Regions from separate parts of the Homo sapiens genome. Here region 1 is linked to region 2. The links are chromatin loops, found by intact Hi-C in ENCODE. Cell type or tissue: sigmoid colon. All regions are shown on one strand. Links, peaks and the distances in the headings refer to the core of each region. The heading gives the core; the rest is flanking DNA.

What was found. A loop is a pair of places that touch in the nucleus more often than their neighbours do. Peaks named below come from ENCODE experiments on the same cell type or tissue, not always from the same donor. Only the 100,000 strongest peaks of a DNase experiment are listed, where the experiment ranks them.
Region 1: a loop joins it to region 2, with 11 times the contacts of the local background. A loop is called at or near these places in 1 of 110 quality-filtered maps.

Annotation. Positions count from the first base shown.
Region 1 is chr15:86,241,730-86,252,444 of GRCh38, reverse strand. AGBL1 (AGBL carboxypeptidase 1) reads right to left here. Exons shown (of 23, transcript NM_001386094.1): 7 at 4,566-4,774. Among named protein-coding and RNA genes, the nearest start is that of AGBL1-AS1, 70 kb to the left of the region's middle. In sigmoid colon, for the core only: no CTCF peak of the experiment used is centred there; no DNase peak of the experiment used is centred there.
Region 2 is chr15:86,313,077-86,323,791 of GRCh38, reverse strand. The region is part of intron 17 of AGBL1 (AGBL carboxypeptidase 1); the gene reads right to left. It overlaps AGBL1-AS1 (AGBL1 antisense RNA 1), which reads left to right and starts at 6,824. Exons shown (of 4, transcript NR_046012.1): 1 at 6,824-7,062. In sigmoid colon, for the core only: no CTCF peak of the experiment used is centred there; a DNase peak (open chromatin) is centred at 6,251.

The DNA of each region.
Region 1 (10,715 bases), core at 2,856-7,855, 71 kb after region 2:
CATCTTTCACAAAGAAGGAGCTCAGAAAACATTTACTGAATAAATAGTAAATGATCTCAGACCAATCTGACCTTTAGGGTATCCAGTTCTTGATTCCAACCTGGTAATATTCTCTTTAGAATTCAGTCCCTCCTTACACAGGTCCACAAGGCTGAGGTCATTGGTCTTGTTGGCCAGAGAGGAGCCTGATGAATCAAGGCTTGGCCTACTGTGCTTTCTGAGCAAATGGTGGCAACTGTGACTTTTAAAAGGCCATATCAGTTCTTATTCCAGTGGTTCTCAAAGTGAAGTACCCAGACCAGTAGCATCAGTATCACCTGAGAACTCGTTAGAAATGCAGAATCTTGCATCTCACCTCGGAACAACTGAAGTAGAAACTCTGGGGTAGGATCTAGCAATCTGTGTTTTAACAATTCCTCTAGGTAACTTTGATGCATGCTCAAGTTTGAAAACCACCAATTTTAGCAACCTTTCAGGCCCCTTAAACTGTTGTAGCTCCAAAGAGTGGTTCTTTTCTCTGATTATCTTATATAGGTTTGTTCCTTCTGCAGTTACCTATTTCTCCAAATTGATAATTATCCCCAAATGTTTCAGGCATCCTTGTAGGAGTTCTTTTTTTTTTTCAATCTTGCATTCAAATTGTCATCCGTCTTCCTCTTTCCTCATGCAAAGCTCCAATAAGATTCCATTATACTACATTACACAGCACCCTTGCTGCACTATGATCTCAGCCTTTGAACTTTTAGGGGATGTTTACAGAATCTGTGCAGAAACGTGAGACTCAGGAAACAGAGAGGTAGGGTCACCAAGAGAGAAACAATGCAAGCAGTGGCCTCAGCAGAAAGGCAAAGAAGAATATTATGATGGCAAAGGTGTGGGAAGGACTTAAAAAAAGTTCCTTTACAGTCAGTCTCATTCTCAGTAGGTTTGTCAGCACATCACAAACATCAATAAAATTAATTTAGGACATTGGTTTTCCAAGTGTGATCCTAAATCAGTAGTATCAGCGTCATTTAGGAAGTTGTCAGGAAAGCACATTCTCAGGCCCCACCAGAGCCCTACTGAGTCAGAAACTCTGAGATTGATGTCCAACAGGCTCTGCTTCAGTGACCCCTCCAGGTGACTCTGATGCATGCTCAACTGGGGGAGCTGCTGGTACAGTGGGCAAAAGCATGGGCTCTCAGGTGAGACTACCAGATTCCAATCCTAGCTCCAACACTTATGAGCTTTGCGAACTTGGGAAAATTACTTAACAGTTACGTGCCTCAGTTTCTTCATCTATAAAAAGGGAGATAATAATAGATCCTACCTCAAAAGCTTTTGAAATTATCAATATTGGAGAGTCTGCATAAATTGCTAAGACAGCCAAGGGATGTATTAATAGTAAGAGTTCAAAGTAACTGTCTTCTCCTTCTCCTACTTCTTCTCTTCCTCTTCCTCCTCCTCCCTCTGCTGCTGCTGCTTCATTAACATTGTCATCACTATCACTGGCAGTAGCAATAGCAGCAGCAGCAGCAACAGCAGCATAATTTGCAAATGGCAACTGAAATAACATCACCAAATCCAAGGCCCCTAAGTTGGCCATCCAGTGACTCCCATGCCTTCTCTAGCAGAAGGGAGAGGAGGGGTGATGGGCAGCTGTAACTCCAGCACACCTGCAAGGGCATCTGTGCTCACAGCACTCACCTGAGGTCTGGGAGGCTACTCAACACTGGTTATGACTGCCGGGGGGAAGAGTAACAAGCCATTTGGTTTCTAAGCCAGGACAGCCTATCTTTCACCTGCAATGATCATTTTCCAAAAACCAGGAGAATGTCAAACATCTGACTTTGCACATAAACTTGATAACATTTTCTCTGGAAGAGCACACCTTTTTTTTTTTTTTTTTTTTTTTTTTTTTTTTTTTTTTTTTTTTTTTTGAGACAGAGTCTTACTCTGTTGCCCAGACTGGAGTGCAATGGTGTGATCTCAACTCATCGCAACCTCCACTTCCTGGGTTCAAGCAATTCTTCTGTCTCAGCCTCCTGAGTAGCTGGGATTACGGACACATGCTACCACGCCCGGCTAATTTTTTGTATTTTTAGTAGAGATGGGGTTTTGCCATGTTGGCCAGGCTAGTCTTGAACTCCTGACCTCAGGTGATCCGCCTGCCTCAGCCACCCAAAGTGCTGGGATTACAGGCATGAGCCACCACTCCCGGCCAAGAGCACACTATTTAAAAGACTAAAAGCAAGGGCGAGTGGTGGTGGTGAGGAATTCAACCTCTTGAGGTTGACACCCATACATTCTATACACTCTTCCAGGTGACAGATGTGTCATGGCCTATTTACTCAGCACTATCCCATAGGCCCCTCCTGAACTGCTTTTCCATATCATACTTGCAGAGATTATAACATGAGCTAGAGAAACCTCACTATAAAGTGCACACTCTGTGTGCACTCACATTCTGCTTCCATTCCAACAGTAGTTCAAGGCTGGAAGCTTCTTGCTAATGTGCTTAATTGAGCAACTGAAGTCTTCACTGACCTGATAAGGAACTGTTTTGAAGAACCTGTGCACAGATTCATAGCACCTCATGCTGGGCTTCATTTGGTGTTTTCTCCACCACCTTTCTATCGTAGACATTTCCCTCTGTGACTACTGTCTTCTTCCTTTATTGGTCTTGTTTTTCTTGTTTGTTTTGTTTATTGTTTGGTTGGTTTTTTAGCACAGAACAGAGAAATAGCCAATAACATGGAGGGCAGAGGAACACGGTAAAGCACTGGACCAGAGTGGGGGGCTGTTAAACATCGGCAATGCAGGAGGGCATTGCACAAGGACTGGGAGGGATTAGAGACTTGGGCAACCACAAGCTTAGAAAGCATGAGGAAGCTTGGAAAAATTCAAAGCCCTGCTTCATGTCGAGAAATAGAAGGTAAAATATAGCTATTTCATGACTGAGAAGCTTTGAAAGCTGTAATGATGGAAAGAAACCCAGAGGTGATAGCAGATAGGGAGTTAGATATTGGTTTGCAGCACTGTATTTTGTTATTGTTTAGCAGGGGAAAAGACCATTTTTTAATGAGAAATGTCTCCAGATACCACGGTTGGAAAAACAACACTCTCATTGGTGGCTTCATTACCTCAGATGTACTCAGATAGAGAAAAACTGGAGGGTGTCCAGAGAAGAGCAAGAAGGCTGATAAAGGGAGTCCAGAGGTGGCCTAATCCAGAGATAATAGGAACATAATGTGTGTGCAACATGGCTGCCTTGGCCCCAGGAGAAGGTGGGTGAGCAGATGATGGATACTGGAACACTTATATCACCAATAAGGAGGGCATATGTAGCCTCAAACTATAGGATTTCAATTAGCCCTAATCAGGTGAAATTAAGGAATTTATTTAGGTTGAAATCCAGGAATCCCTAGAATGCATATTCCAGTGGGGTGCTGATAAGTAGAAACCCTTGAAGACACCATCCCCTTTCCCTGGGATGCTCTTCCTCTGCAACTTGGCCTGACCAGCATGACCAGCTCCTCCAACAACTCAGGTCTCAGCTCAGGTGTCATCTGCTCAGAGATGACTTGACCTCTCTCTCTAAAAGAACACCTGCTCCCTCTACCTATGGCAGCCCCTGTAGACCTATGCCCTTACTTCATTGATTTCACAGTGCGATATGAAATTATCTTCCTCATTGGATTCTTTGCTTACTTAGTGTCTCACTCTTCTGCTAGGAGGTTTTCCCTATAGGATCAAGGGCCTCGTTTGTCATATCCACCACTAGATTCCACTGCTAATTATTCCAATAACGGCTCATCCTCACAACGCAGTTCAGTCATGGCAAGCACTCTTCTAAGCACGGGCCATTTCTACAATAACTTATTTAGTCCACACAACAACCTAGGTTTTGTTATTTCTGCTTTTTTTTGAAGAACCTCAAGGCCCAGAGAAGTTGAGTGACTTCTTCAAAGTTACACAGCTGTAGGCCCTAGAGCTAGGATTTGAATCCAGTACTCTAGTTCTAGAGTCAACACTTAACACTATGCCATACACTGCACCTCTGGTAGTGTGTATTCAACAAATATATGTTAAGTATATATGAATGAACCAATGGAATGAAGATTTTATTGTTGCCGTTGCTGTTGTTTTGAGACAGGGTCTCACTCTGTCACCTAGGCTGGAGTTCAGTGGTGCGATCTCGGCTCACTGCAACATCTGCCTCCTGAGTTCAAGCAATTCTCCTGTCTCAGCCTCCTGAGTAACTGGGACTATAGGTGTGCAACACCACACCCAGCTAATTTTTGTATTTTTAATAAACACGGGGTTTCACCATGTTGGTCAGGTTGATCTCAAACTCCTGACTTCAGGTGATCACCTGCCTCGGCCTCCCAAAGTGCTGAGATTACAGGAGTGAACCACCGGGCCTGGCCTGGAATGAAGCCTTAAATCCAGAACATCCGCCCTTAGCAGGCAACAAGAAATAGACTGAGGCGTTCCCAGCTCTATCTGGGATGATTCCTAAATGACAGCCTTCAGGAATCACCCAGCTGGCCTCCAGCTGCAGAGTGAATCCCCATGCTGCCTGCCTGTGTGGTGCTGAAGAGGATCTCCATGCCCTGTGCTGCCAGGAAGGCCTCCCTGCCGGACCGGAGGGCAGCAATGTGCCTGAGGCAGAGCAGCAAGCCCCGTCGGATCTGCACGTAGGCGTTGGCTGTGTCATGGCTGTGCCAGTCCTGGTGCAGCCCGAGCAGGCTGGTGACGTAGCCTCGGTTCACTGCTCTGCGGCCGTTCGACTCTGAAAACAAAGGGAAAGGCAGGGTCAGTCACAGGCTCTCCACAGCCACACCTCTTTGAGAATGTTCCAGTGTATTTCCCACAAGATACTTATTAATCATCAAGGGAATAATAACATTTTAGTATGAAAACTGGCAGATGTCACCTTAAACCAAGTGATCAAAGTTAACATCCCCAGTAATGGGACAGTCATCACGTGCCACCCGATATGATACACTGAGAAAGATCGGCATCACTTCTATAGTGTTCCTGCCAAGAATGCATAACCCAAGTTGGATCATGAAGAAAATCAGCAAAGCCAAAATGAAGGACATGCTACAAAATACCTGACCTACACTCCACTCCTTGAAAATGTCAAGGTCATGAAAGGCAAAACAAAGCAGAACAAAACATGAGGCTAAAGGGAAATAAAAAGACATGACAAGTCAGCATAATAAGTAATTATAGTTTAAATCTTGGGCCAGCAAACAATTTTTTCTTTTGCTATAAAAGGCATTATTGGGCATCTGGTCAAATTTGAATAAGATCTGTAGATCTAATAGTTATACTAACAGTTTTGTATCAATGTTTATTTTCAGATTTTGATAAACTGGGGTTATGTAAGAGAATACTTTTGTTTTTAGGAAATTCATAATTAGAGTATATGAAAGTCTGTACCTTATTCTCAGAAAAAAAAGAAACATAATAATAATAGTGTGGGAGGAGAGACAGACACAGAGAGAGATTTCCACCAGATTTCCATTCCTCCTATCTGAACTTCAGTGGACCCGGAGGTTGTCATTTGGGTTGAGCTGACTATCAGGTTAGGTGGGGAAGGAGAAGATGCTGAATGAGATATAGTACCTGTAAGGCTGCCATGTCTAAGAGATATGTTGGCTGTCCTTTCTAAAGAGAATGGAAGCTAATTTATATATAATCAAGACTCATAAATTTGTTTCATATAGTTGTAACCTCCACATCCATTTTTTAGGCATGACTTAAGTTGCTTGAAACCCAGTCATACCCTGTTGCCTCTGACCTAGAGAAAACTTGCCCTTCCCACGTGGTTGTTTGCCACATGGCCTGCTTGTTCCTCATCCCACTAACCCAAAACCCAACATTTCCCACATCTGCTGACCACAGTAAAACCCAATGGACAACACCAGAGTCATGTGAATAGGACCTGCTCTTCATGTGCGTTTTCTTTAAACTGCCCAGTCCATAACCCCTGCAGGAAAGCCTGACAGATAACGCCATGAACCTTAAAAAAGGCCCAGTCCCACAACAAGACCTCTCTCTCCCCAGACACTGTTAGAGCTCCCTGCCACCTCCAGGCTCCCCAGCAACTCCGCTTATTCTCCTGGCTCTGTAACGACAGAAACACTTCTGTTACTTCACGGGTTTTGCTGTGCTGCCTCCTCCACACACCCCAACTAACTTTACCCCCTATCAGTGGCTTACAGCCACTCTTGAAAGAGACCCCAAGATCAAGTTAGAAAGAAATCACAGGCCGGGCGTGGTGGCTCACACCTGTAATGCCAGCACTGTGGGGGCCTGAGGCAGGAGGACGGCTTGAGGCCAGGAGTTTGGAGACAAGCCTGAGTAACATAGTAAAACCCCATCTCCACAAAAAATAAAAATAAGCCAAATGTGGTGGCTTGCACCTGTGGCTCCAGTTACTAGGGAGACTGAGGCAGGAGAATCACTTGAGCCCAGGAGTTCGAGGCTGCAGTGAGCTATAGTCCTGAGCAACAGAGTGAGACCCTAGCTCAAAAGAAAAAAAAACAAAGAAAGAAAGAAAGAAATTAAAATACACTAGGCTGAATTCAGGAAAGGAATTCCTCACAGTTAAGGATGTTCAACAAGAGGATAGACTCTACGTGGTAGTGAGCAACAGGGCTCTGAAAATGTTCAGGTAAAGTTCGGAAGCCCACCCAGCAGGGATTTAGTATGGAGCTTTCTCATATCTAATAGGGACCTTTTCAACTCCTTGACTTCTCTGTGTTAGTTCAATATTCCTGTTTGGGACCGCCCATAAAACCGTATTTTACGGACTTAAAACAGAGGAAGAAGAACAGTCCAAGATACCTCTCTCAACAGTTAATATACACTACTTTTCAGGTTAAGCTCCTTGGGCTACAGGGTTGGTGGACAAGCATGTACCGGTTCAGATCTACCCAGTAGATGCCTGGCCCTCTTGGCTCCTAGGGACTAGGTACATTGCAGGGCTCTAACCTGCTGACTCTCAGTCAGAATGCCCAAATTTTGTAGCTCCGTTCTCTCACTACCGCATCTCTCCATCATCGAAACCATTCACACTGGCGTATGAGACAGTATGTGCTTCTGGCTGAGTGTGTGTGAGGGAGAGCCCATGAGGTATAATCAGATAAGCAAAATTTCATCTCAAAGTCAGATTTCTCCCTAAGACCATGTGAGTGCATATGAGTGCAAACAATAACATGGAAATGTAATGCTTTATTCCAGAGGGGATTTTTTTCATAATATTAATAAAACTCTCTTTTTTTCTGCTTGTTTGTCAAATTCTAAATTGTCAGGCTTGACTAAGCCCCACTGATTTTTTGGCCCATTTGTGCAGTTGGTGTTTGTTTGTTTGTTTTTTTCTCTTTACAACATGACCCTAAACAGAGAGTGACGAGCTTTATTCACCTGGTGATACATTTGTGGAGGGTTTGAATTGCCTTCATTACCTCCTTTAATGAATTGTTCTTTTGTATCAAAAATATTTCACTTCCTGGCAGATCTTGGCCATACAGCATGAGAGTTATTTATTGCCTGAAGGAGTTTGCAGCCTATTCAATATCTGATGTTTAAAAGAAAATTGAGAATTAAGTGGGAGGTATTAAAGGACAGTATCACCTGCTAAAAAGATGCCAGAACAACAGTTCACAGGGGCCCCGTGGGCAGCATAAGCTTAAGGACTTTTGTCTTTTTTCTGTTTTAAGAGTATTAGATTGATAATGGGTTATCCCAGTGACCTTCATCCATGTCTTTTTTGGTGGGGGGAGAAAGATAATGAAAAAAAATCTTTAATTTTCTGGGAGAAAAATCCCTTATCAAATCCCAATGATTTTATTCATGATTTCCTGTTAATCCCCAGCAAACTCTCATGTTTACTAACATTTAAAATAGCTAAACCTCCTTCCCCCGCGACCCTACACCCGTCAATCTTTCTCTGAGAATGGCTTGGGAAGTTGTGCAAAAGTCAATACGTATCTAAAATGCGACAAGAGGAGATTCATCAAACTGAGAAAGAGCAAATGTGGAGAAGAGCAAAGAATGAAATGAGGGTCACTGGGATCAGCAACTTAGAGGAGTTCTGGAAGATCTGAGAGGAAGGCGCTGCTTTGCAGGGCCAGGGCAAACAGAGCAGAGATGAGGTGCATTTTTGAATACTGCTCTGGGTGGACTTAGAGTTGAGAGATGTGAGAGGGCTTCAAGTCCCCCTCTTTGGAAGAGACCAGCTCTGCTATAGTCTGTTTACATAAACAGCGTTTTCCTAAGATTTTCCTTGAAACAAAATTTTTATGTTGCTTAATTTTTTTTAAGTTTCTAAATAGATTAGTGTCTATTTACTTATATATATATTTATTTATTTATTTATTTATTTACTTATTTATCTATCTATCTATCTATCTACTTATCTATTTATTTTAAGACAGAGTCTCACCCTGTTGCCCAGGCTGGAGTGCAGTGGCATGATCTCGGCTCACTGTAATCTCTGCCTCCCAAGTTCAAGTGACTCTCCTGCCTCAGCCTCCCGCATAACTGGGATTCCAGGTGCACGCCACTACACCCGGCTAATTTTGCTAATTTTTTTGTATTTTTAGTAGAGACGGGGTTTCACCATGTTGGCCAGGCTGGGCTCGAACTCCTGACCTCAAGTGATCCACTCACCTTGGCCTCCCCAAGTGCTGGAATTACAGGCGTGACCCACCATGCCCGGCCTACATTAGTATCTTTTAAACTGGTTGGAGGATGGGGATGGAATGGACAGAGAGTTCTGAGGGTCTTTCGTATTAACACCTCACCCTCTCCTCTACCCCACCCTAAAAGCATTGACCCTGCTTCCTGGCACCCCCTAGCTCCATCAGGCCCTTGCTGCCAGCCTCATGCTGAAGGTATTTTTTTGGCCAGTTTTCCTTTGGCAAATCCATGAACAACAGGAGATTTATCTCTGTCCTCACCTCCCATTCACCCTTCTATATTCTACTATTTCTGCTTATCTCTCCAGGTTCTATCCTCCAAGGGCCTGACTTGTAGCTAATTCTCAGTCTGAAACGGGACCTAGTGATATCCTTATTTTAACCCCAAGTATTTCTTAACTGAGGTTCACATGTGCCTCTTTAGTGCAGATCCCATTGATGCAGATTTTTACACTTAAAAACTGGAAGGGAATATGCCAAGGTAACAAGAATACTTAATGAGTTGAGGATCAACTGATGATTCTATTTGCTTATTTAGAGTTTTCTGTAGTTTTAATCCTTACGCGTTCTACAACAAACTTTGACAATCAGGAGGAAAAAAAAATGTATCCTTTTGATGTTACAAACTGGTAACCTACAGACTATTAGCCACACAGTGTTGTCAAGGCAAGTGAGAAGGGCAAGCAGTCCACAGGTTGACATAGTAATCAACTCATTTTTTTGTCTAACCCCAGCTCCTTCAGAAGTGAATTACCTGCCTAGCTCGTGAAGGCACTGGAGATCCCAACCATCTTTATAAAGATGTTTGTGGTCTAAACAGGAAAGCCTAGAAACCTTCAAGACTCAAAAAATTGAATTTCTCCTGGGCAATGTGGGGCCACATGACAGGCTGGCGGGGAAAAGTGGTTGGTGTCCTGAATAATTTTACCTGCAAGCAGCCCACTGCTCCTCTTACTTGGCAAAACTAAAGGAAGTTGTTATCACTGCTCTTTATTTCCCATATTTGGGGACTGCCTTATCCTTTTTGGGAGCAGTGATGACCTTAAGCAGAGAAAATGTAGGAGCCTGCAGCAAAGTAACGTATTGGAAGCTTTAACAGCCACAGCTCCAGAAATGAGACATGCAGATGAGTGTAGACTTCTAAACTCATGTACCCCTCCCTGCCTTGCATGTCCTAATCTGTGGGCAGACCCTTCAACTTTCTGTCACTGCCTTTCTGAAATCCTTGCATATAGCCAGAAGCTCCACCACTTTCTAGCTGTGCGACTTTGAGCATGTTACTTTACAGCTCTATCACTCAGTCTTTATCCAAAATAAAACCAATAGTAATCATCTCTCCTTTGTGAGACTGTTGAGAGAATTAAATGAGATAATACATATAAAGTAGATGGCTCGATGCCTGGTACATAATAGGTACAATATCTGTTGCCTGTGGTAACTATCATCATCATGATCAGCATCATCTATTTTTTTTTTATTCCAATGGCTCTCTATTGCTACGGACAAATGTATTAGTCTGTTCTCATGCTGCTAATAAAGACATACCTGAGACTGGGTAATTTATAAAGGAAAGAGGTTTAATTGATTCACAGTTCCACTGTGAATTGTGAGGCTGGGGAGGCCTCACAATCATGGCAGAAGAACAAGGGACATTTTACATGGTGGCAGGCAAGAGAGAGCTTGTGCAGGGGAATTCTCCTTTATAAAACCATCAGATCTCATGAGACTTATTAACTATCATAAGAACAGCATGGGAAAGACCCACTCTCATGATTCAACTACCTCCCACTGGGTCCCTCCCATGACACGTGGGAACTGTGAGAGCTACAATTCAAGATGAGATTTCAGTAGAGACACAGCCAAATCATAACAACAAGAAGAACAGAAGCTTCAGGGGCCCCTAGTTACTCATTTTACTTTTGGCTCTAGTGTTTACTAGCTGTGTAACCTTGGTTAAGTTACTCAATGTTACAGTTTGAACATGTCCCCTCCAAAGTTCAGGTGTTGTCAATGTGATAG
Region 2 (10,715 bases), core at 3,666-8,665:
CCTTAGTAGGGTAAAAGGATAGTTTCAGAAGTCACACTGACAGTGTTGAGTATACAGATGGTCAAGCAAGGTAGAGTCAGAGGAATTATTCTTTTTAGATTGTCTATACCTGAATATGAGGAGCATCACATTTAAACCCTAAGACCACTTAAACCACATTTAGCACCAAAGGGCAAGCAGGATTTTGCACTGGCAGTTATTTAACTTTCAATGCCCTTGTCTCTAGTCAAATTGCCCTTAACATAATCTGTCAATGAAATGATTATTTCTCCTGATAGTGGATGGACCATTTATATTTAGTTATTTAACATGACAATGCACAATACTGAGGCTTACACAGCCACCTTAGAATGAAGTTAGTTGATTTTTTTTTTTCAAAATATGACTCTCCCTGACATGTTTTGCCTCAATTGGTAATGTTATTTGGTTATTTACATAATTATGGAAAAGCCAAGTACTTTATTTGTCATATATTATTTTCCTGATCCCCACAGCCACCCTAAGAATAAGATATGAAAAATATTCATTAAATAGACTCTTCCACTTCTAGCAACATGGTGGATGAGGTGCCCTCATTCAACCTTCCCACAGAACCAACTGAAATGTTCAATAAAATACAAAAAAAAAAAATCACTATGCTGGCCTAAGAAAGAAAATGTGCTATGCTCCAAAGTAAAGTAAAACCAAAAATTTGGGGAATAAGTGACTATTGAAGTCATCTTTGAACCTGAGAGTTTCCTGCCAACCCCTAGAGATTTTGAGTTTTGGTTTGACAACTCCACAGATCCCAGGAAATAGGAGAAACAGCCCAAAGCTTGTCCACAGTGGAAAATTTAATAGACCACTGCAAAAAGCTGGTACTCAAAAAAGCCACAAACGTAATACAAAAGTGAACCAGAAACAAAACACTTTTGCAAAGGGAGTGGCAAGAAAAATTACTGCACTTGGCTCCAGTGCTACTCTGGGAAAGTATCCATGTATATCCCCAAGCTGGTTTTCAGTACAAATGCACACTACTAATGTAGTTTGATAGTCATGAAGTAAATAATTTAACTTCATCTGGACTTGTGTTGAGCATGCTGCTGGGTGACTAGCAGAAGAAATTCTCTCAGGAATATAACTTAACCCATTATAAAGTGTTCCCCCAGATGCAGTTCCAAATAAATAGTCACCTTACAATCAATATTCATAAAGCATACTAGTAATGCGATATTACAAATAAAAACTAGCTGAAAAAACCGACATTAAAAATAAACCTCCAAAGACATAATCTAATTGGAAATAGATTTACCAGGTCCCCTCAAATTTCATGTATTGGTCCCCTCAAAATTTAAAGCATAAATATTAATATCAAAGTGCCCTTTAAGGCATTTAAGGTAAAGAAAATCACTACATAATGATCAATGTTACAATTAATTAGAAAAATACAGTATAATAATTCTAAATTTATACGCACCTAACATCATAGTCTCAAAATAGGTAAAGAAAAACTGTTAACAAGAAAAAAATATCAAATCTCTTGTTGTAGTGGAAGATTTAACACAATTCTCTCAAACAGACAGATTAAGCAGTCAAAAAAAGAAGTTAATAAAGATATATAAGATTCAAATAGCACAGACAAACATGTTTCACCTAAATCGGCTATACAGAACAATGCACCCAATAGCTGGAAAGTACACATTCCTTTCATGCACACGAGATAGTTACAAAAATTAGCTATACACTAAGCCATAAAGATAGCCTTAACAATTATCAAAGGATGGGTAACAGGCAGATAACATTCTCTGCTTACAATAAAATTAATTTACAATCAACATTAAATAGATAACCAGAACATACTTGAAAAACTTCACATATTTGAAAATTTTAAAGAAAGTATTGAATAATTCATGGGTTAAAAAAAGTAACAATAAAAAAAATTAGTACTGACAGAAAATGAAAATATCACATAGAAAAGCCAGTGGTATAGAGATAAAGTGGCATTTAAAGGAAAATAAATTCTATTTTTTTTTTTTGAGACAGAGTCTCACTTCATTGCCCAGGCTGGAGTGCAGTGGTGCACTTTTAGCTAACTGCAGGCTTCACCTCCTAAGTTCAAGCAATTCTCCTGACTCAGCCTCCCAAGTATCTGGGATTACAGGCATCCGCCACCATGCTCAACTAATTTTTTTTTTTTTGTATTTTTAATATAGACGGGTTTTTGCCATGTCGGTCAGCCTGGTCTCGAACCCCTGACCTCTGGTGATCCACCTGCCTCAGCCTCCCAAAGTGCTGGGATTACAGGCATAAGCCACTGCACCCGGCCTCTCTGAAATTTTTATATCAGAAAAGAATAAGGTATGAATAAACAACATTAAGAAAGAAAATAAGGACATAATTACACAAGCGGAAGAACTTGAACAGCTTACAGTCAAGGTTAAAAGTCAGATTAAATAGAAACATTACAGAAAAAATAAGGACAACTTGTCAAACTTGTTTCAAAAATAAATAAGAAAACCAGAAAATATTATTTAATCAATCATGAATTTTAATTAACAGGTTAAAAAGTTCTCACAAGAAAGCACCAGAACTATAGAGGCAAATTCTCCCAAACATACAAGGAAGAGCTCATTCTAATGTTATTAATGTTACACACACTCTTCAGAGAATTTAAAAATAAAAGAGTATTATGTCACTTAATTTTAAGGGATAAGCACAACCTTGATACCAAAAGGAGACAAAGACACAAAAGAAAGAAAATTACAAGCCTCTCACCACCTTGAATATATATGCAAATCCTAAACAAAGTAAAAGCAAATTTAATCAAGCAATGTATAAAAAAGATAATATATGATGACAAATGGATTTATTCCAGAACTGCATGCACAGTTTAACACTATAAAATCAATTCATGTGATTATCTCAATAGCAGATTAAAGGAGAAAAACTATCTGATAATTATAATAGATGTGGGAAGAAGCATGTAATAAAATTCAACATCCATTCATGTTAAAAATCTTATAGCAAGTGGGGAATAGAAAGACACATCCTTAACCTCATAAATGAATACACACACACACACACACACACGCACACACACACCTTCAGTAAATGTCATACTTAATAGTAAGACGTTAAGAGCATTTCTTTGAAGATCAGAAACAATACAAAAATACTCACTATCACCGCATATAATAAGCATTGTTCTGAATCATAAAAAAGAGAAAATAAAGAATATAACAGAAGCAAAGGGGAAAAAAAAACTTGTCAGTTTCAAATGATATATCGGCATAAAAAATTCTAAAGTTTTGCAAAAATTATTTAAATTTTAAAAGTATATCATTTTAAAATACAAAACAAATATAGAAAAATCCATCACATTTTTCTATACCAGTAGGAATCATTTTTAAAAGAAATTATTAAAGAATATATTATTTGTAATAGCCACAAGTATATAAATTATCCAATAAAAATATGATGTGAAAGCAAGCTCTTTATACAAAAAAAAAATAAAATTTTATGAAACCAATTGTAGAATCTTACTTAATGGTGAAATAACATGTTCTCAAAACCTTGGAGAGGAGCATTAGATATCATAGGAATGTCCTTTTTTCCCGATAGGAATATCATTTCAATAAAATCTCAATGAAAAATCTCAATAGACATTTTATATTTTTGTTTTAAAAGTAGACAAGCTGATACCAAAATTTATTTAGAAGTGAAAGAGGCCAAGAATAGTTAAAATACTACCAAAGAGGCCGGGTGCAGTGGCTCATGCCTGCAATCCCAGCACTTTGGGAGGCCAAGGCAGGCGGATCACCTGAGGTCAGGAGTTTGAGACCAGCCTGACCAATGTGGTGAAACCCTGTCTCTACTAAAAACACAAAAATTAGCCAGATGTGGTGGCGGGTGCCTGTAATCCCAGCTACTCGGGAGGCTGAGGCAGGAGAATCACTTGAACCCAGGAGGCGAAGGTGGCAGTGAACCAAGATCGTGCCATTGCATTCAGCCTGGGTGACAAAGAGTCCATCTCAAAAAAAAAAAAAAAAAAAAAAAAAAAAAAAAAAAACTACCAAAGAGGCAAAACAAAGTACAAGACTACAAGACTTCCCCACGAGGTATCAGAATTTATTTAAAGTGACATAAAGCTAGTAACATATGAGTGCAGAGATGGGCAAATAAAACACAAATCAGAACTAAAATAACAGAAACAGACCCACGTCTATAAAAACATGATTTACGTCAGAATTGGTATTACACCTCAGTGGCCAGAAGGATTCCATATATAATGTGAGAGAAAGACAAACCAATAGCAAAATGTGGGGGGAGGGAGGAGAGGATGAACAGAAACATCACAAAAGAGGAAATCCAAAGGGCTAAAGAAATATTTGAGAAAATGTTCAACCTTATTTATTATCAAAAAAATGCCAATTAAAACTACAATGAGATACCATCACATACTCATTGGACTGGCAAAAATCAGAAAGTTAGCCAGGATGTAGAGCAACTCTCATTCACAACTGGCAGGAAGTTAACTCTGTGTAATGACTTCAGAAACCAGTGCAGTATTCCCTAGTAAAGTTAAACATCTGCCTGCTCCTAGATACTATGATTCCCTTCTAAGTATATACTCGGTTAGGAGAGACTTTGAACCACATCATAGCAGCATCCCTTGTAACAGCAAATATTCAGGAACAACTCGGATGTTATCAAAAGTAGATTGGATAAGTAAATGTCAGTCTGTTCATATAATGGAATATTATATAGCAATGAAGAAAAACTATAGTGGTAAAGTTAAATTGTTTCTTTGTTGTTTGTTTTAATGTCCTTGCTGGTAGCAAGACTGTACGGGGAAAACTGATCATTTAATCAACATATATAAAATTCACCCAGACTCACAAGAAAAATAAACTATGGCCAACTCAGCTACAATGTACATCACAGACCATATAATAATAACACTTCATTCAGATCCATATATCCTAACAGAAAACCACAAACAGACCTTTACATGGATTCATGCATTCTAAAGATAAACCCATTGACAATTCCAGCAACTCTCTGGCTTACAAATCCTGACCAATCCCTGCCAAAAAAAAAAAAAAAAAAAAAAAAATCTATGATCAACTCTACCCTTCAAATCTTATAAATACCCTCCCATAACTCCCCTTTGAAAGGCTCAGTGATTCTCTATTCTCTATTGCTGCAGCCAGTTAATAACTCTAACATTGTTTGACTACACATCTGGCTCTAGTGGTCTTTGGACCCAGGCTTTATTAATAGCTACACACGTCTGTGTGGATGAATGGGAAAAAAAAAAACATTGAGTAAAAGATATATGTCAAAGGATAGTACTACATTATGGCTCAAATAATTTAAAACATCAGAGGCAAAATTAAGTTTTTTTTATGAAATATTTATATGATTAAATCAAAAAACAGACAGAAAAGAAAATAACAAAATATTCTGAAGAGAAGAGAAGGATAATGAGACCTGGGAGAGACACACTAGTGGCAATGTTCTACTTTATGTTAACATGGATAGTGGGCAAATAGGTATTTATTTTATGTTTATGTTCTACATAAATTGTTTTGTATATGTAATATGACTCATGATTTTAAAAAATTACATCCCCACAAGAGAAAGCTGGGGCTGACTTTGGGTAAATGGTTTGCCCAAGCTGTCCAGCTAATTAGGACATAAAACTTTTGATGACAGACATTCATGCACTGCTGTATTCCCAATGCCCAGAATATTTCATGAAGCAGATTCACAATCAAGTTTGTTGAATAAATGAAGAAGCTTGGACTCAGTACCCACCTATTCTTTTTACTCATGACACTATAATACTTGGTCCAGAAGTCTCAGGAGTGCATCTGGTGTCCATACAACTATCAAGGACCTTTCCATTTAAATATGAAACTTATATTCTATAGTCTTCCACTTCAAGAATTTCATGGGCCACATCTGGCCCATTCCTATTTTATAAATAAATCTTTATTGGAACACAACTATACCCATTTGTTTATTTATTGTCTATGTCTGCTTTTGTGTGACAAAGTCAGAGCTCAGTAGTTGAAAAAGAGATCTTCTGGCACAAAAAGTCTAAAATATTTACTATCTGGCCCTTTACAGAAAAAGTTTGTCAATCCCTGCTCTATTTCATCATTAATATCGACTCAATCCTCCTCCCAAAGCTAGTCTGTGACTTGCTTCACAGCCCTGGCAAATTCTTTCGCCTCTCAAAGTTTTATTTCCTCATTGTGCATGGTGTTCATCACCCCAAGGGAGTGGTGCCGATTCATCATTCATACTGCCTGAAAGGAAACAAACATTGCTCGCAAGTGTTGCTAATTTTCACTCCTAATTTCTCCAGTGCTGTTTGGAAAGGATTCTTCCTTTCTCTCATTGCTTCTTTATTTATCTCTCCCTTGCTCTTTATTACCAAGGAAATCTCTGTGCGGATAGGATATTGTTTTCCTTTTCTTTCTTTACAAAAGCCCATCTGCTCTCTTGCCACCTAATTCCCACCTCAAGTCATCCCCCTCTGTTTGTGACATCATGATTGGTTGCTATGGAAACAGATGAGCTAGAAACTAGGTTGATTCAAAGTGTTTTGTGGACACTTCCTTTAAGAACAGTATTGATAGACTGCCTTTATGCAAATCCCTTTGGAAGAAAGGATGGAGAGGAAGAAGCCGGAAACAGATGAGAGGCAGGAAATACCAAATTGCATGTTTATAAATGCTGTGAAGGAATATGGCAAGAGGGGATAATGCTAGACTGGCGGCCATGGAAACTGAAGTCTTCTGTTTGTTCACAGGACGGCTCATAGCCCTGAAAGTCCCAGTTCAAGCTTCCACAATCATCCTACACAAGAGCACTGCTTCTCACAGGACTGCCTCAGCCTGGCAGGATTCAGTCTCCTGCTCTGAGGGAAAAACAGGAAGTCAAGGATCAAGACCGAGTGCTCAACTGAGATCAGAAAGGAGGACACACAGTGACTTGGCCAAATCACTGGAGATTCACACAGCAGAGCTCAGACGAGTGCTATCAGCACAGCTGAGGAAGACAACAGTTAGGGTAAGATGGAAAATGTGGTCTTGTCATCTTCAGACCCTCTGACCCATTTTTCCCTTACCATGAATTTGCTCCTCCACCTCACAGATAAAATCTAGTCAGACAGGAAGAGCATTATTTCGGTGGCCTGCAGAAAGTCAAGGGACCCACTGATTGCTGAATCCTCTGAAGTGGGGTCACCTCCACAATGACTGACCTCTGGGTTTCTCAGAGGAGGAGACAGATGTTCAAATTACCGAGGGGTAGAGCAGGCATGAGAGCCAGGGCCGTCAGGCTTCCAAACCCACTCCGTTCACTCCTGCGTTTGATGGCTTGTTCCTGTCCACCCACGGCATGAGTGGGTGTGGTTCTTTAGTATAAGCCGTGTAGGAGAGAAAGAGGAGGAATACAAGAAAAAATGAATCAAGCACAGCTCAAAGTTCTAAGGAATCATTTGGGGCCTCTGGAAGAGCCTTTCACTCCAAGATGAGTTGGGATTTATTTCAACTCGGAAACAGAGTTTCAGTCATTAAGATAGGACACTTCTCCCCTGTAACTTCCTCTAAACCTTTTACACTACTGTCATGGGACCCTGTTAGGCATCCTTCATGGGTCTATCTTTAGTAGACAAGCTAGGAATAAAGAAATAGGTGAGGGATAGAAGGAAATTCATTTGCCAAAGCAAAAATTAGATACATTTGGATTCATTTGAATAAAATGAATGAGATAGTGCTTTAGTCTTTGCTGAAAGCTGTCTCTAACTTGTTGTACTAAATATAGATAAGGTTTTTTCCTGAGAGCTTTAGGCTGAAGCAGGATGTTTTGTAATGCTTGCTATTTCCTCCCCTCTGGTATTTTCTGAAACTACAGATGGGAAAGGCTATATCCTTCCCTTTGACCAGTGCCACTTTGGAGTTAAATGCTAGCTATAGTATTCCCGTGTGAAATAAAAGGAAGGTAGAGGACTAATATTTTATTGAGCATCTACTGTGTGCCTAGCACTGTGTTTTACATATACTTTTTTTTTTTTTTTTTTGAGAAAAAGTCTCACTCTGTCACCCAGGCTGGAGTGCGGTGGTGTGATCTCAGCTCACTGCAACCTCTGCCTCTCGGGTTCAAGTAATTCTTCTGCCTCAGCCTCCCAAGTAGCTGGGACTACAGGCGCGCACCACCTCACTCGGCTAGTTTTTTTTTGTATTATTAGTAGAGACGGGGTTTCACCATGTTGGTCAGGCTGGTCTCCAACTCCTAACCTCGTGATCCGCCTGCCTTGGCCTCCAAAGTGCTGGGATTACCAGTGTGAGCCACTGCGCCCGGCCCCACGAATTTTTTAAGCTTTACCATAGTCATATGTGAAAATACTACAGGTATTTCATTTTACAGATGATGAAACTGAGGCTTAACTAGGTTGCCCAACAGTCAATACCTTTAGAAGTCTACCTAGCTACTCTGAGAGAAAGCCCAAATGTGAGTGCAGATAAGAGTGACTCCAATACCTACACCTGAGCTATAACTCTTGACATTACATTTCAGTAGCTTGCCTATCCATTTGAGTTTCACCATTAGAAAGGCTTTCGGGTTACCCTGGGTATTAAAATGGCATTGTATAAAATGGGCAATTACATTTCAGCTTGCAATGAACAAGGAGGATGGAGTGAAAGATTATGGGTATGAGTATTTAACAAGCACCCTCTCTTTACGCTGTGTTAGGAAAACATACCTTACCTCATTAATCCTCACCACAACCTTAGGAAGGTGGGAATATTATCCCTATTTACAGATAAGGAACCCGAAGCTTAGACAGTTTAAGCCACTTTCCAAAATTCAGAAAATCGAGATTTCCAATCCAAGTCTGATGACAAGCCCATGTTTTACAACTCTATCAAAATGCCTTATTTCCTGGAAAACATGCCCTTGAAAACATGGCTTTTTATGGAATTCACAACGAGAAAAGATGGAGCTTGAAGATTAAATCTCACTTCCTACACGGCTGGTTTCTGAGTGAGGTGCTCAGGATTAAAGGGACTTCCTACTGGGGAAGCAATGTCTCAGGAAAGCCAGTCACTGTTACAAGCGGGAGCTCCAATTCATTCCTGAGTGAAGGGTTCCTCTTGGGCTAAGAACCAGAGGTGGTGATAATGATGCCTCCCAGGGTGTCTTCAATAAAATTAAGCCCAGGTCCTACAGAAATGTCTGTGCAAAGAGACCCACCATAGAGGAAGGGGCCATAGAATTTCTCCAGTTGGTTCCTGCTCCTTAAATTTCATCCTTCTTTTGGATATCAAGCAAGAATTCACTGTGCTGCCAAAACCAGGCTGGCCATGGGGACACCATGCCCTTTTTTAATGTGAATTCATTCCCAGCTCCTGTCTTGACTCCCCCAGCATAGACCAGGCTGGCACTCTAAAGGAAGATCTTACTAGCCAGAAAAAATAACTAAACAGAACTAGGCAAATGAAGTAGCATGCAACAGGCTATCCTGGTTTAGGTGTGGTAACTCCTCTTGTTTGGCCAAAGGCCTCTCTCAGAGTGGGAGGCCATTTCCATGAATAGCTCCTACCCATCCCACCTATACCCAGGAGAGGTCAGTTCCTTCTCCTAAAATACCCTTGGGCATATCCAAACCTCAAAGATAGACTATAAGCACCAGGAGGGAGAGCAGGAATGATACCTATTTAATATATATTCAGATAGCCTCAATAAGCAGAATCCTGTGGCAGTAAGGATCTAGGCGTTTATGATTCTGATATCACCCATCTCATTTAGTAGGGCTCATCATCTAACTTGTGTGTGGGTGCCTTCCAACCCTGTCTCTAATTATTTGAGCCTCAGCTCTAAAAATGCTAAATGCCTGCTCCCACTTAATGAACAATACAGGGTTGAAAAAGCCTAGCTCTTCTGACCAGCTCTGAACTAAAGATAATCTTGGTTCATTAAAAACCCCATCAGCTTTATCTCTAAAGTTATTCCAAGAAAGTGCTTGAGCATTTCATAATTAACATGTGGCAGCAGGTGCTATGAACAAAGCAGGACAATTATAATAACTTGAAGTCAATAATTCATAAATGATAATGTATTATTAATCAATTATTGGGGTCTGAACAACAGTTAATGAGATTAAGCTGATTGCCAGGCTGAACTGTTGGATACATATTGATTTAATCAGAGTGCTTAATTAAACTATGTAAGTTGCCCAGCAAATCATTACATCACAGCTTCCTTCAAAGGAAGACAGTTTCTATTTCGCTTTCCTTTTCCTTGTGAATTAGAAATTGTTATTGATTGAAAAGAAATTAAGATAAGGATTCTTGCTTTTCATAACAACTTAAGAAACTGCCATACCCTCTGGCTACATTTCTTTTTAATCATAAGGAATAAATGTTGTTTGCGTAAGTGTGCTTAGACTGCAATTTGGTATGTGGGAATTCTTTGTTTTTTTTCTAAAGAGTTCAGAATCTGAATAAACAAGACTACATTATATACCTAAACAAAGAAGATAGTCACTTACAACCCTCCATTTTAAAGACCAAGAAAATCGACCTCAAAGAAATAAGTCCTGCAAAATATTGAGATAATCCATGATTCAAATTCAGGTGTCCCCCACTTCTTACCATGACTAAAGTGTTCCCAAAACCTCAAATTAAGCTTCCATCTGCTGAAAACCAGAGAAGCATACC